Linked DNA regions of Homo sapiens: region 2 is linked to region 1. Evidence: chromatin loops called from intact Hi-C (ENCODE). Cell type or tissue: mammary epithelial cell. All regions are shown on one strand. Links, peaks and the distances in the headings refer to the core of each region. The heading gives the core; the rest is flanking DNA. Region 1 overlaps ROBO1 (roundabout guidance receptor 1). Region 2 overlaps ROBO1 (roundabout guidance receptor 1).

Evidence for each region. Peaks named below come from ENCODE experiments on the same cell type or tissue, not always from the same donor. Only the 100,000 strongest peaks of a DNase experiment are listed, where the experiment ranks them.
Region 2: it touches region 1 in a loop (10-fold over the local background); 5 of 110 quality-filtered maps call a loop at or near these places.

Annotation. Positions count from the first base shown.
Region 1 is chr3:78,974,101-78,982,548 of GRCh38, reverse strand. The region is part of intron 3 of ROBO1 (roundabout guidance receptor 1); the gene reads left to right. Among named protein-coding and RNA genes, the nearest start is that of MIR3923, 530 kb to the left of the region's middle. In mammary epithelial cell, for the core only: a CTCF peak has its summit at 4,320 (motif pointing right); no DNase peak of the experiment used is centred there; H3K27ac peaks cover 907 bases.
Region 2 is chr3:79,029,461-79,037,908 of GRCh38, reverse strand. All of the region lies in intron 3 of ROBO1 (roundabout guidance receptor 1), which reads left to right. Among named protein-coding and RNA genes, the nearest start is that of MIR3923, 470 kb to the left of the region's middle. In mammary epithelial cell, for the core only: a CTCF peak has its summit at 5,008 (motif pointing right); no DNase peak of the experiment used is centred there.

The sequences.
Region 1 (8,448 bases), core at 225-8,224:
TAATTTTAAGATATTATTTTCCTAAAGCAAAATGCAATTTTAAACCCAGTACTAGCATTTGGTGGGATGTATGTGTGTTTGTTTATAGACGTGTGTATGATGCAAAAATGCTCATTATTTGAATACTGTAGGAGTGAAGGGAACACTTCCCCTGTCCTCTCTGAAGCTTCACTGTAATTAACTGACAATGGATGGATTAACAGGAGAAAAGGCTTACAAAGGTATTAATATGCAGGCGGGAAAATCATAGGAGAGTGATTACTCAATAATCCAATGAGATTTAGGTACTTATATACCCCTCTTCATAAAGGAGAAGGAATTGGGGTGTAGGTAATTCCGAGGGGTAGTAAATGATTATTAGGAGAAATCAGTGAGCCGAAAGAACACAGGATTGCCTGGGACAAATGTCCTCAGAGCTCTTGCGGGAGGTGATGACAACTTTTGGAAAGGCAAGAGGTAGAACTTTCCTGTGAACAAAGGTTGTCTAATTATGCAGATAATGTCTCCCAGGTAACCTCTGGGAGCTGCCCTCAGTAGAATACAGAACAAGGCTGTCTGGATGTGGCAACAACTTTTAGTCTTTTTCTTCTTGGGTGGTTAATCTTTTCTGTTTTTTATGAGATTCCTGCAGTGGGGGTTTTAAGACAGTTGGATTTCATTGGGAAGAAGTTTTTCTCAGATTCAGGAATTTCTAGGGAAAGTCCCTCACTGTGGGTGTGTTTTTGTGTGTGTGTGTGTGTGTGTGTGTGTGTGTGTGTGTTGGCAGGGGCCAGGGGATGGGAGCGGAGAAATGAGAGAAGGCTGGGAAGTCCTTGGTTCTGAGGCGGCCTTCAAGCCCTTCCAATTTATTTTAATCCAAAAGTGCTCAGTGTGACAAAGTGCTATACTTCGGGTATTGTTCTCTGAGCCCTGGTACTACTTTAAGGGTAGAGGAAAAGGGAGAGTTGTTTAATGAGTATATAGAGTTTCAGTTTTCCAAGATTAAGAGAAGTTTTGGAGATCTGTTTCTCAGTAATGTGAATATACTTAACACTACTGGATTGTCTATTTAAAAATGATGAAGATGGTAAATTTCATATTATGTTTTTTACCACAATTAAAACAAGAAGTTCAGTATTTAATGTAGACATAAGTGCTACTGCTTCCTGAGTTTTGTGTAGTGAATGTGGGGCATTTCTTTGTTATTTGAGATGCTGGTTGATAGTCATGTAAGAGGGTGATGGTAATGGGCTTTTGAAAGATTTAAATGAGAATTTGTGTAAGATCTTAACATTCATAGTCTATGACCCTTTATAAATGTGAACCATTACTATTATTTAGGGTACTATAAAATAAACTGTAATATACTATAATTTATTTAATTATGTAGAATGGCATATGATTAAGTATGCATACTCAATGCCCAATTACCAGCCATGTGAGCTTGGGAAAGTCGAATTTTTTTAAACATTTTATGCTCCAGTTTTCTCATTTCTATAATGGATGAAACAGTAATATCTATTTCATATCTTGCTGAAACTATTAAGTTAACACATATAACACATATCCCATGTTTTATACGAATGACTGTCATCATCCTCTGACTTTGATGACTTAGAATGTAACAACAGTTTGGATGTTGGTAGTAGTTTATAGTTTAAATTAAAATATTTTTAAAACTCACAAGTTATTTCCAATAATTATTTCCTCATAGTTAATATTATCTCTCTTTATGAGTTATCTTAGCTGTATTTACCAGGGGTGTAAGTTTTATTTATTTCCATGGACTGAAGTGTTTTGAGGAGGTTTATAGAATTACATATACCAAAGCAAGGGGGAAAAAAGACCTAGGAAACTAAGTTCCACATAAGATGGAAAGTTTGGTGGTGGTGGTGTTTTTAACTGAAGATCTTTCAACCAGTTTCCTATGCTACAAACACTAGTAGTTATTGTTACGGTGTTTGTGTTAAATGAATATCAGACTTCAGAGAAACAGCAATTTTACATGTGGAAACCTGTGATGAAGATAGTCAAGAAGATATTTAAGTTTTTGGTATAAAGAATATTCTCCTGTTGGAAAAGAATGCTTTATTAAAATGGTAACCTTGTGTATTTATATTTTTAAAATATTTAGAGTTTTTGTGTAGGTTCATGAAAGTAGTTGATTCCTCTTGAAGTTTTCATAATGCTGTGGCATGGTGACATTATGCCAAACACAGATGAAAGTTTGTATGTTGTTCGTATGGATGTTTTTGAGGTACATGTGGGACAGGAGGCAAGGAGTGGTGATTGTAATCCTTACCATCTGTCCAGACATCTAACATCCTGCTCAGTCTTAGAAAGGTAGGTCAGTTTCTTATAATTACAGTTTTGGGCTAATGTGCCTCTTTGAACATGCTGAATTCTTACTTAATGTATTGATTTTTAAATATAATTATAACATTAATTTAATTGAATATATGTGTTTGGAACATATGGTGTCCCTCGGCAAATGTTTTCTTAAATTATATGCTTGTACATGTATTAAAGTGTAGGAAATTATTGTTTTACTTGTAACATGCTCAAGGTGCGTTTTAATAAATATAAGGAATACCCTGAGGCAGGGAACAGGAAGATCAAAAGCTTTTTCTATTTTAGAAAGCAGTTTTATTACTGTTGATTATTAATTTAAGGATTTATTTTTGGCGGGTAAAATGACTAGGAAGGGTGTGAGCCCAAGTAGATCTCGTGTGTGTGTGTGTGTGTTTGTGTGTGTATTCATTTTCTTTCCTTCTGCCCGCATCCTGTCTTCTCTCACTTCCCCCTCCCACCTTTTTGTTTCTTATGCCAGGGGGCTTTCATAGACCCCCTTAAAACAGCAGAGCTCCCTCTGCACTCTGGGGACAGATTTCAATGAACATAGTGTTGTTTTAACTCTTTGGTTAGTAAAGGGGGTTGAAAGCTAAAGAAGTAAAACAGTGTCAGGAAAAACAGTCATCAATTTATAGTATCCTAAGTTTCCCCAAATCTCTGAGATTCTTAATATAAATGTGAGAGATCTTACTTAGTGATACTTTGTCAGAATTTTATCTACATTGCTGAGGAGACAGAAATCTTTTAACAGTTTCCTTAAAGGGACTGTAAATTTCAACAATTATTCAGTCCATTGCTTTCAGCACCTTTTGTTGCCTTATTAGTGTATGGAACAGCAGGGTTGTAACGGCAGGAAGAGCCTGTGCATTTTAATTAGCTCCAAAGACAGTGTGAGATAAAAGCCCGGATTTTTTCCTCATTTTTATTTCACGTTGGCTGATTAAGGATGCTATTGTAGGCTGAGCTGGCTTGACCTAATCTCAGTGACCACTCATTTATGGAAGGGGAATGGCACAAACTTGCTCTAGTTTTCTGAATGGGATTAGGAAAGCACTAATTAGCAAACCCTGAAAGCCATGAGGCATGGACAGGAACACAGCACCCGTCCATAAGAAACAAATGCAGTCTGGGGAAACATTCACCAATTGAACCAATTCATACTTGCATATATTAGGCACTTGGTGATGTGTTTTCCGTTTTTAATTACTTAACCATGAATAAGAGCCTGATGTTCCTCAAGCTGTACTTGATAATTAAATAAATACTTCTGCCCTGAAGGGAGATGTCAGAACTTGAAGAGTACTAATGTTGATAAGGAGGTTTGTAAATAGTTGGAGAATAGATTTCTAGCTGTATCTGACCTCAGCTGGGAGGGAGATGGTGGGAATACAGTCTACAGAACTTTAAAATTAACTCATTCAGTTTAAGTAAAGTCAGATTTTCATTATTGAGAGCGAAGATCTATTTTAGGATCATCTGGCCCTTTACTTCTTTTTTATATACTGTACTTCCTTTTAATCGTGCAGAATATTATGGAAAAAGTACAAGGCTCTGCACCAGCAGAACTAGACCTGGATGTGAATTGAATCCCTGTGCTGCTAACTAGTATGGGACATTAGGGAAAGTCCTTCACCTCTTTGAGTCTCGGTTTCTCTACCTTCAAGATGAGGATAATATTACCTACTTTATAATGTCACTGTGAAGCTTAGGGATAATATGGGCAATACTGTGTGTGGTGCCTGGCGTTCAATAAGGACTCCCAAAGTGCCTGTCGCCATTAGTATTATTAATACCAGTGTTGTCATTTCTCAGCATTTCAAACAAATGTAAAGCAGCAGTCTATGGAAGAAGTAAAAACTGAAGACACCTAGTCTAGAAACTTGGTCCAAGGAGGACAGGGTTATTTGGTTGAAAGGAGATTGCAAGTTACACATGGATTTCCCTCTTCATTTCTCCATCCCCCCACTACCTTGGTTAATTGAATTGGCCACTAGATGGAAGCATATATGTTTACTGGTTTTTTTAATCTGTGAACCAATAGGTCATTTATAATGTGTAAATCTGAAATCAAAATATCATCTACAGTCAATTCAATCTGATAATTTTTGAAATCTTTAACTAACTAGACTGAGACTCTTCTGTATTTGAAAAAAGAGCAAAAATAACTAAGATTCTGGAGCTGCATATTGCAGATTTGAATACATGCAGTTTATGGTTAATGTGTTGGTAATGTTTAAAAATAATTAGCAGGACATTTTGTCTTGCCAGTTTAGATGGCACTATTATAATTATTTTTAAATTCATTTATATACATTAAAACAGCTTACTATATAGATATTAAAAACATTAATAGACTGTTAAGTAGTTTTTCTCAGCCTACAGAGACTGGTGAGAGTTTCAGTAAGGTCCTAAGTGATCCTAATTACCAGTGTGAGCAGTAGTGCATACCTCAGTGAGTAGGAGTAAGGAACCTCCAAATGTGTGACACTAACATTGTGGTATATATTTCTAGGTGGATCAGGAGATTTTATTTTCTCATGGTTAGTTTCCTTTATACTTTCCATTATTTCTTTTCAGTGTAGCTTACGGAATAATCTTTTTTTTTAAAATATATATTATATATATATTGACTGCTTGAATCAAGATCCTTTGCTAATTGCTACAGTTAGAATATGAAAATGTAAAAATTTCTGTTCCTGTTCTTAAGGAGGTTACATTGCTGTTTGAGAGAAGAAAATAAATATTCTATTCAATTTAAGTAATTATTCCAGAGAACAAAGGAAAATGATTTAAAACATTTCAGGAAGAAATCATTTCAAGCCAGAAAAAGTTATTTTAATTAATCATATATCTTGAAGAAGAGAGTAAAAAGGAGAGTAATGGGAAAGAAAAGGAAATTCTAGGATGAGGGAAGTGTGTGAGTAAAAAGCAAAGCATGTGGGAATCTCAGTGAGTAATCTGATTTTTCTAAATTAGAGGAAAACTGTGGGAATTGAGGTTTAAAAAGATAGACTGAGATGAGGTTGTGGATGATTTTAACTGACAAGGTAAGTGGTTTGGGATTTAATCTGTAGAAAATTGGAAATATTCTGCTTAAATGGCCATAGTTATTTTACAAGAGAAAGAAGTGTTTTTTGTTTGTTTGTTCTTGTTTTTGTTTTTGTTTTACCAATTTTGAGTTTTGTTTTAAAGTTCTAGTTGAATCCCCTTTTCAAATAGCATGAAGAAATTTAAAGAAAATGGCACTTGGTGTTACACAAAGTTCTGATTTTATCATTGAAATGTAAGGAGGTAATACGTAGGTTTGCTATAATTTGTGCAGTTTACATGGCAACCATATATAGTGGTCTTTAAAGACGTTTTGGAGAAAATTAATATATTGTTTTTGCTCTCTTATGCATAGGGTTATCTCATGTGCTTTAATTGCTGGACTCATTATTAGTGTTCTCACAATGAAGGAATACACCCTTGGTTATATTAAGTGAAGAAAGACTTCAAAAAGGAATAGCTGTATATATAGTATATAGGTTCAGTTAGTTACTGATGAAAATACAGAATCAGCATAGGATTGAGATAGAACTAAAATTGGGCAAATGCTGCTGTAGAGAGACAGAAAAGGGCCAAGAGTTTGTTGACAATTAGTGAGGGGTTTGTGGGGTACCATAAAGGTAAGAATTGGCTTGTTATGTGCCTTAAGCCAGAAGCTCTGTCCGAAAATATAGGCTGCATGTAAATCTGGGCAGACAGAAGGCTGGAATCCTGAGGGATCTCCAGTCTCATAGGTTCCTGATAAGCGCAAAGACTCACCGGCACAGTGGAGACAGCCTCAGGTCAGGCTCAAGAAGTGGGTGGGCACTAACAGTACTAATGAAACTACATGATTTAGGGCTACTTTATCCTTTTCCTCTATTCTTCAGGTAACTGCTCCTGTCTGAACTTTGGGATGCAGGATGACCCTGAGTCTCAGTTGCATAGTATAGGATGAAGATCCATTTTTTTCTTGCCACTGTTATTTCTCAGTACTGTGCCTTAATTCTTTGCTCTTGATTTTGAGACTGCGCTTTCTGGAGCAGTTCTAACATGTGTATTGCACTGAGTCTGTTTTGCTTAGCACTTATTCGATGCCATAGCCTATTAATAGAATGAAGAACCAATTCTGATTAAACTTAGGATTTAGAAAACACAAAAACAAGAACACAATTAACAAAAGAACAAAATTAGGCTGACTTTTACGTTATGCTGTATATTTTAAGTATTTGTTGAGTAAAGGTCTTTATGCTGCCTTAAACCAAGTAAAGCATTTTCAGGATCAAAGTTGAATGTTAGGAAATAATGGTCTGCAATATCACATGAATATAGAAACATAATTATGTTCACCACTTAAGAGTTGGTACTTTTTTCTTCCTTTTTGTATTTGTTGCAGAATACCTTGGGCTATGGAAGAGGTGGACGAATTAATTTCAGTGCTTATGTAATCACATATTCAACAACTGTTTTTTCTTGACCTCAACATTGCTCATTTGCTGTCTAGAAATTTGTGATCTAAAAACTTTAGCTTTGAAAAGAAACTTATTAAAAGCTTGTTTTTATGTCTGGCTCTACTAAGTCTTTTCTACCTTATCTTTCATTTCCTCTCAGTGGTTATCCCCTCTCCCTTTTTTTAAAACCAGGAAACTAAGGTTAAGAAACTGGTCACCCAGGTTTACACAACTAGCTAAATGGCAGAATTGAGAGTCTCTCCAAGAACCAATTCTCATTCTTTTTATCCACTGTGCCCTCAATATTCTCTCTCAATATTCTCAGGAAGGCATACTGGCTTTATTTTTATGAAACCACTGATAAAATTGTTACCAAAGTTATTTTATCTGATCAAACTCCCCTTATATGTAAGCAAAGACATGAACATAGGAGATAATCTTTCACATGCTATGATATATTCAGAGCTAATTAGCATGTACACTTAACTGGCTTTTACTGTCAGAGCTGGTGTGGAAGATATTTTAGTTTAAGTATAAATTGAAGATATAAGAGTGAGATTAGTCTAAGAGACTTTTTAGAGGCAGGACCCGTTTCCTTAACCAACTGTTTTCTCTGTAGGGCTCAGTATCCTGCTTTCATTCCCATTTTAATAAAAATTCTAATTTACATTAGAAGGGCCCCAAACTCACCAGGAAAATTACTAATCAAATTAAACTTTCTGGCTCTGATTTAATTTGGCAGCATTAGTAGACATGGTCTTAGGCTCTTGGGGAAAAAATTATTGAACACTAGTTTTAGCTTGACTAAATGTAATCTAATATAGAATTTTACCTTGAGCAACCAAAAATTAAATTATTGTATTTGTATTTATAAATAGGGACTTTTAAATTTGGGGTACAATATTTGCTTGTCTTCATTTATCCATTCTCAAATGATATATCTTTGAAAAATAGGAATAGATACTGTTAGTTTATATTAGGTATGAAAACAAGAAAGAAAATCAGCAGAGGGACTTGGATAGAAAAACCATTAGATGTGATCTCTTCACCTGTTAAACCCAGCTGTCCCTTCTGGGATTTGGCTTTGTGTTCTGAGAACCATTTCTATGAAAATCTAACGAGGAAACTCTAAACTGCTGGTGACAAGAGTAGCCTATTTTACAAACCATGCAGTAACCAGGATCAAGTATCAGAGTACAAATTCATGCCTCTTTCTTTTTTTCGTATATTGAGTTTGGTGGCATTTCGTAAAACTATCTATCCTTCTATTGCCAAGCTGACTAATCGACTGGTCTGTTGACACCATCTGTCTAAAGAATCCACAGCCGCTACCATGAGTTTTGATTCGGTTTTCAATTGAAACACATTCCATCAAGAAAAGTGTCCTTTTTTTTCTTCTTCTTTTTTTTAATTTCCTAAGTCTAAAGTTCTGAATCACTGGAATTTCCCTTTCGTTCTCTCTCCCTCTTTGACATTGTTGAAACATATTCATTTAATGTTGTATTTCAAGAGAAATGAGTACCATGGACTTTATTTGTACACTAATAGAAATTGTTATATTGGCCCATGATGCAAATATAATACAGGATGCCTGTAATATTTGAAGATAAGTAATTTAGGTATAAGTTGGTTTAAAAAT
Region 2 (8,448 bases), core at 361-8,360, 55 kb before region 1:
ACTATCCTCTTTGAGAATAAGACATCAAAGGGATAGCTAACTATCGTGAGGAACACATTTGTAGAAATGTTTAGTTCCCGTTCGTAATAAACTCCAACTGAAAGCTAAATTAGAACATAAAATGTAATGTAAAAATATATATGTCCAATTTACTTTGAATAACTTCACACATTTTTATGACTTTTTTAGAATAGAATCAAGATTTTACTTCTGATATTTATTTCTCTTGAAGTTAAACATACAAATACACTTCCTCACACACTTTTGCACATTAAGAGCCGACTATATCTAGCAGCATGGCTTCTGAACAATTTTCATGGTAAACATAAAATCCCTTAGTAATATATGGAAATTCTGCAACAAGTTTTATGAATATTTATTCCTTCTGACATCAAAAAAGAATATTTGAGTGAATAACAGAATCTCTTTCTAATATTGATCTTGGGGTAACATGGCTAAATCAACAATGTCTACATATCCTAAGTTACCACTAATTGATGGTGTTTCACTAGATGTCAGTTGCATTTATAAGGAGTAATGGTTCAGAGGAGAATAAAAATGAAATGGAAGAGGAATTATTTGAAATATAGGTAATAAGGCTGAAGAAATCATGGTATATTCATACAGAGAAGCCCTTGATGAGTGTCATTGTATTCTAACGAATACCTAGAATATTTAAGAAACACATTTGGTTAATTAAAATTAATTCTGAAAGCATCAATAAATTTTGTTTCAAAGGATAACAAATGAGAAAATATGTGAAATAGCCAACTGTGTCCACCCTATTTGCTAGTCTGCTTGAAATCTAGATGTGATCAGTTTCTCAACTTTGTTAGGTATTTGTTTTCATCCATAAGGTTTAATTTTCATTCCCATGAGAACTGAAAGAAATTTTATATATACTCTTTAGAGCCATCCTGTTAGGTTTCCTCAGAAACACGTCATCGATTTATAGACACAATTTGCTATGAGAACTCGAGAATCTGCAACATTTCTCTTTATGTGCTGCTCTGGAATCTAAAAATTCAATCCCACAGGACTTTTTAATCACTGAAAAGTTTTCACCCCTTGTGTGTTCAACTTTTCATATCCAGCATAGTGTAATGTGAGCCATACCCCAGATTCTGCCCTGGATAATTCAGTAATTCTTAACAGCTGACTTCAACTTAAAATATCGAATTTGAGGCACACAGAGACCTTCTTTACTTTGGGTCATTATAAAACTCCCAGTCAATATCTCTTTTTTTTTCCAGAAAGGAAGAATAAAGGAAACTGATAATTTTACTATGCTTGTATTCTTATGAACATATTGACATCATTATCTGATTTATATCTTAGTGATATAAAGTGTTTGTGGTTTTAATAAATTTGTGTAAGACCATCTACATAAAGATTCCTTCCAAAAGCAAGTATTTCTTTGGATATGAGACTTAAAAGATGTTTATATATGAAAGGCAGTATATATTCTACTCTGTCTGACACAATGTTAAAATTAAGGCAAGTTAATATTTAGCTCTTTCTGCCACAGAGAACCAGACCAGTGGTTATCAAGTGGAAAGGAAAAGATGAATAAATTCACATCACTTGCTTTTTATTTAAGGCAAAATTCATCCAAATAAAGATAAAATATACTGATTATATAAATGATCATTTATTTACAGACTTGTAAAGAAGAGAAAAGAAAGAGAAGATGAGGAAAATAAAAAGAGAAAAAGATTAACCTTTTTATGTTTATAAACATTTAGAAAGCGAGGTATAAGGACATAAACTTTGATATCTTGTTCTAGTTCTATAGAAAACTCCCATTAAGTTAGATTAATTTGTTAACCCATGTCAAAATTTGTTGCAATTTCTAAATATTGTGGTTATATTATAAAGAGATGAACATGTTGCCTCATCAATTTTAAAGAAGATATTTAATAAGTACATAAACAGATGGTTTTTTAAAATATTAATTATAAGTTAACATATCTCTAAATAACTTGAGATGCTTGAAAACTGTGGAGTCCTTTAGTTAAACACTTTTAATGGTCCCAGATAGTTTTGTTTGTGCAGTAAACAAGTTTTCGAGTTGTTTAACAAAAGCTAAATTTCAAGTTACTTCTTTTGGAAATTGGGGAATTTTCAATTAAAAGAATGATATGGTAATCTTTTTCTTATTAATGCTTTTTTTTTTTTTAGATAAAGTCTCGTACTGTTGCCCAGTTTGGAATGCAGTTGCACAGTCTTGGCTCACTGCAGCCTCAATCTTCCAGGTTCAAGTTCAAGTGATCCTCCCACCTTAGCCTCCAGAGTAGCTGGGACTAGAAACATTCACCACCACCATGCCCCACTAATTGTTTTTTTTGTTTTGTAGAGATGAGGTCTCACTATGTTGCTCAGGCTGGTCTTGAATTCCTGGCCTCGAGTGATCCTCCTGCCTGGGCCTCCCAAAGTGCCGGGATTGCAGGCATGAGCCACCTCACCCAGTTCTCATTATTCTTTCATGGATATCGTCAATAATTCAGTCAAGCCAGCTTTCTATTTTAACATTTCCATAGAAATTAACAAAGTAAGTTAGATCCGTAAAAGTGACAGACCTACCTGAGGGAGTTACTTATGAATAGCGCCTGCTGCCTACTGCAAAAATAGGAAAGTAAAACAATAGTTCTCATAAAAATTCTCCAAACGAAGAAATAGAAGAGACTTGACTTAAAAGTTGAAAAGAGCTTTAATTATTATTATAATACTCATTTTATATTTTTCAATAAAAATAAATATAAACATACTGAAAACATTTTAAATTTAGGAAAATAAAAATATATATTCCTCACACTAAGATACCAACGATTGCTATTTTGGTGTATTTCAACATAACTCTAGTAACTCTGTAAATATTGTATCTTTCTTATTTTTATTCTAAAAGTAACACATGCTGTAAAACTTAAATAGTATGGAAATATATACTTTAAAAATTACTGGTTTTATTGTCTGTTTCACCAACAAAGTTGATATATATTACACAAAATTGGGCTCACATATTCTAGGACATATATATTATTTTTTAATGTGGTATCCTGGATTTTATGTTATTGCTTCACAACTTCCTTCACCCAATAACACACAGGACACCTTTTTTGTCACTACCTATAAACTTATGTATTCCATTTTAATTACATAAAATGTAAGATTTAGATTGCTAATTTTATCCTAAGCAACTCATAAGTTTTCAAGTAGCTCCCAGTTATTATTTTTAATGACTGTAATATTCAATTTAATAACATACCATTGTTAAGTTCTTTGTTATTTTATTAGAAATTTAGACCTCTTCTAGTTTTATCCTCTTTATTCCCACGTTGTTTTAATACCACCATAGACATCTTTTACTATATATGAAATATTTCCTTAGCTTCCTAGAGTTGGAAATACTATATCAAAGGGCATGATCACTTTATAATTCTAATACAAATGGTTTCCCTCCTTCGTTCTTCACTCCCAGAGACTACAAAGGGTCATAAAAAGACCATGCACCAGAAGTCAGGCAGACCTGGCTTCTGACTAACAGGCCATCCTGTGTAAATGTGGAGACGTTTTTCATCTCTGTGAATCTCATTTTTCTATGTTCCTGAGTCTTAAGATACAAACTGTAAAAAATTCTGAGTATTAAATATGAATAACTGTAAAGGCAAAGGGCATCTTTTTAAACCTCACTTGTGAATTGGGAAGTAAAAAAATATGTTTACATCATTTTGTTATAATAATAGTATTTTCTAGGATGAAACTTTTTCCTCTGTTTATGGAGAACCAAAGGCCTCAAGAGATTTAAAGATTTGACTGAAAATACATTCTTGGAGAGTTTGAGATGTGAATACAATCTAGATCAGAGGTAGTTAGAGTAAATTATAAAGCACTATTTGCTCCAGAAATTTTTGAAAGGATTGACAGTTGTTTTGGCAGGGAAGCCATAGTGAAAAATTATGCTCCTGATTTGTAATAGACACTAGTTCTGAGGGTAGAATAAGAAGGTCGAGCCGGTGGGATAAAATCCTATTTCAAAGAACCATGGCTCGAGTTTTACAAATGCTCCAGAAAAAGCACTTTGAGAAATGAAGACCAGAGTATTTTAATATATATTGTAGCTGAGATGAACTATTGAAAATATAAAATAAATCACAAATTCAGAATACCAGTCAAGATTTTGAAAAAACAATGACAGCTTTGCTTTAAACTTTTAACCCAAGTGCATTTTAGAAAAACCAGCAAGGCCACCCTAATGATAAAGTCTGTATCTTCTGCCCTGGATGATAAGGATATTCTTTAGAAATCTTTTTGAAATAAATGTAATCAAGCATTAAAGCAGCATGTAGTGGTAAAATCAAACCAGGTGGATTAATTGCTGTATGCATTTTGTATTCCTTGGGGCATTATCACTTTTGTTTTCATTAAAGAATTTACACACCATTATATAACAATGTTGGTTTTCCTCAGTGATGTGTGAATCATATATAAAGAATGCTTCAACAGAGAATGAAAAATGTGAAATAAGTCACTCTAATTGGTAAATAACTCTTTAAATTTTATGTAAAAATGCTAAGAATATTCTTTCAACTAGGTAGAAGTATTACTTTAAAGAAATAAACACACTAGAGACATCATAATATTATAAAAATATTCCACAAATGTGCCAACAATTGGACCATACATATCTTGTTGGAAAATCCCCAGAATTCCTGGACAATTATGAGACTTGCAATTATCACTTTAAAATTATGTAATTGTATTATCTTGAATTAATGAGTGTTTAGGTTTATGTAAAATAATCAACTTTTCAGCTAATACAAAAACTAAAATCTTAGGAGTTTTGAAATTTGTGAGAATATTTTTTAAAATTCATGTTTTAATGTTCTACCACTCTAATATATTGTTTTATTATTTTGAGCTGTGTCATCTTCCATATTTAATTTTCTAAGGTCCCATCTAGTTAATGAACAGAAGTTTTTATTTCTCATTTTCCAGCCAGCAGAGGGCAATAGAGCATTGTGTACTAAACATCCTCAACCAATTGAAACATTTCATAGGGGAGGGATTTTCTGCTATGAACAGATAAGAACATAAATTAAAGAGACCTGCTATCAACTTCTATTTCAATAGGATGTGTATGTGTATGTGCACCCCTTGAGTTTTTGATTTATGTTTTTGATAATTTATTATGACTATAGTGAACTCATTATCTGAAATTAGTCCACGGGTACATGAATAAAAAACTAGGAAATAGCATAGTGGTAAATGTTATCCAATCTTTAGAGAACATTTCAAAAACTACAAATGTTTGTATTTTTCAAGAAGTTTCTATAGAGAGAGATTCTATTGCCATTTCATAAAGGGTAGTAAGTGAATTATCTGAGCTAAAAGAAAACTTCTCATCTTAAGTTTTTGCAAATAAATGGTTTACTGGTACTTACTTTAAGCATCCATTAGTATACCCATTCTAAACTTAATTTATTAAGTTAAATTTATTATATTATTTTTCATTTTTAAATCATTTTATGATGGACAAATGAAATCTATTTCTCAAAAACTATGTGGGATTTAGTATAATGTGCAATGGAAGAAAAATCTTGATAAAAATCTAATTTAAAGAACAATGTAATATTTTCTCTCAATGTTAAATTAGTTCTGAAGATATTATGTACCCTGTATTGTGTATTAAAAAATAATTTGCTCAATACATATCGTTGTTATAAGGTCAGGGAATGTCTGGACCTCCTAGCTTTAAACAACTATGATTCTTTCATTCTAGAAGCTATTGTTTCCCTCTCTTAAGCCTTATCTACACACAAATAGGTAAGCATTTAGAAAGCTCATTTCATGACACATAAGTATATACATTGAATATGTCCTTTTCATTTTTTTGGCTTCATACCCTATATAAGCCTGTGTGTCCATCTCACTATTGTTTAAGAGTATTGGGTTTTAAAAATACTATATTAATTGCAAACTCCCTAAATAAAATCAAATTGAATTATTTAGAAGAGTACTGTATGTAGAAGTGTTATAAATTGTGTTTATGGTTTTCTGAACAATCTTTTAAGCAACAATCTTTATATGACTTCCCTTATTAATTGAAAAAGTGTTCAGTTTTCTACTACTAACTATAAACTTAATCTTGAGCTTTCTTTTTCACGATGAAATCACAATAATAATAATCAATTAATGTTTGATGATTGCTAATTCCGTTACAAGCGCTTTATGTGTATTACTTGTTTCAATCCTTGCAAAACCCCTAGAAGGGGAGAACTATTATGCTCTTCACTTAATATAAAAAGAATAGGTGCTAGCGATATTAAGAAACTTACCCACCATCACCCAGCTAGTCAGTGACAGAGATGGACATTTGTATTCTTACCCACTTACACATTTTAGAAATGAACATTGTGCTTCGTTATTATTCTACATATGCACCTAAGCATTTTATTTTTCCTGCTCCAAAGAGCAAGTTTAAGTAAACTAACTTTTAAGTTGCCTGAGATATTCCTTTATCTTGTAGATCACTGGAAGAGGAATAATACATGTTATTCATGTGGTTTTTTTCCTGGAGAAATCTCAAAGTACACATATATATTCAATAATGACTAACAAGACACTGAAACATATCAATAGACTATATTTACTGTACTCATTCAAAGCCACATCCACACAAAAGCAAAATTTTGTTAGTTCTCATTTCATCATGTAAACTTGGGTAGCATTTAGAAATTATCACCATATAAATGTTTTGATTAACTCTCAATAGCTTACATCTAGCTAAGTGTCCATGCCGATTCAATGGTGCACTCTGCCTTACCATCACATATCACCTTTATTACCCTACTGAATTCAAGTATGCATGAAGGTAAATAACATATTGGGGCCGGGCATGGTGGCTCACGCCTGTAATCCCAGCACTTTGGGAGGCAGAGGCGGGTGGATCACCTGAGTTCAGGAGTTCAAGACTAGCCTGGCCAACATGGAGAAACCCCGTCTCTACTAAAAACACAAAAATTAGCTGGGTGTGGCAGTGCGTGCCTGTAATCCCAGCTACTTGGGAGGCTGAGGCAGGAGAATTGCTTGAACCCAGGAGGTGGAGGCTGCAGTGAGCTGAGGTTGCACCATTGCACTCCAGCCTGGTCGACAGAGTGAGACTCCATCTCAAAAAAATAAATAAATAACATATTGGAAAAAGATTGCCTCTTTATATAAAGCTCTAGATGACAACATATTAGAAGAATGTAATTGCATTTTCTTTATGAAGATGTATAAGCATTTAGTAATGCTTTGAAGATGTTTGTATAGAATTTTATAATAAATATTTACAGTACTCTCCCATATAGTAGGTACAGCATTGCTTGACTAATAACTTTAGAGCCTAACTGTACCCAAATCATAAGGTACATGCCCACCATCTTATATAATCCTTACATAAACCAAAACATTCCCCAGTGTATATTAAAGTTTAACTAGAGCAGAGTTACTCAGTCTAGATACTATTGACATTTTGGGCAAGCTTATTCTTTGTTGTGAGAGGGAGACTGTCCTATGCAATGGAAGATGTTTAGCAGTATCCCTTGCCTTAACACACCAGATGCCTATACCACCTTCTCACCACCTCCTCCACTCCTCTTCCCAGCTGTGACAACCACAAATGTCTCTGGACATTGCAGAATGTCAATGGGGAGGGATTACAGTAAGGGGGTAGAATCACCCCTAGTTGAAAATACTGAAATGGAGTAAACTTTTTAGCAATTGCCGGTTTCCATTAGGAAATGGATAGTTAGATGAAATGCCAAAAGCATGAATGCCCAGATATCTGCAATCTGCAAATAGACTTTCTTCTTGATCATACTTTTTGTCTAGCTAAGTGTTTTTCAAAACTTAGTATACTACACAAAATTGCCAACACAAAACAATGCTTAATGTACTTTGGGAAGAGAGAAAATACCATTGGTAAGCAAGTCATTACTTCCACTGTTGCGTTTACAAGATGTACAGAAGAGACAGGCTTAAGAGATATATTTTTACAGCAATTATTTGTGATCAGTGCTATGGAGAAATAGTCAATGTTGTTCTAGGATCATCACACAGAAATCTGATATGTAAAGAAAGGCTGAAAATGGCAGGTCTAGGTAGGCTTTCCTGAGGAAGAGACTTTGATCTGAAACTTAAAAGATAAATTGGAGTTACCCAGGGGAAGTATGGGCCAAATGGCAAATTCTTCAAACTGTGTTCTCGTGCTTTAATCACATAGCTTCTACCTTTAAAGCACATTTAATGATATTCTAGGAAATATACACGTCTAAAGAAACATCTCTGTATGCATTGCCAACTTTTAAGTTACTATTATTGGAAAATATTAAGGGGAGCAAGATCAGAGAATGTAGTGTAGTGGACAATGTGGTTTATTAATTAGACTTTGTCAAGTGTTCTCTACAT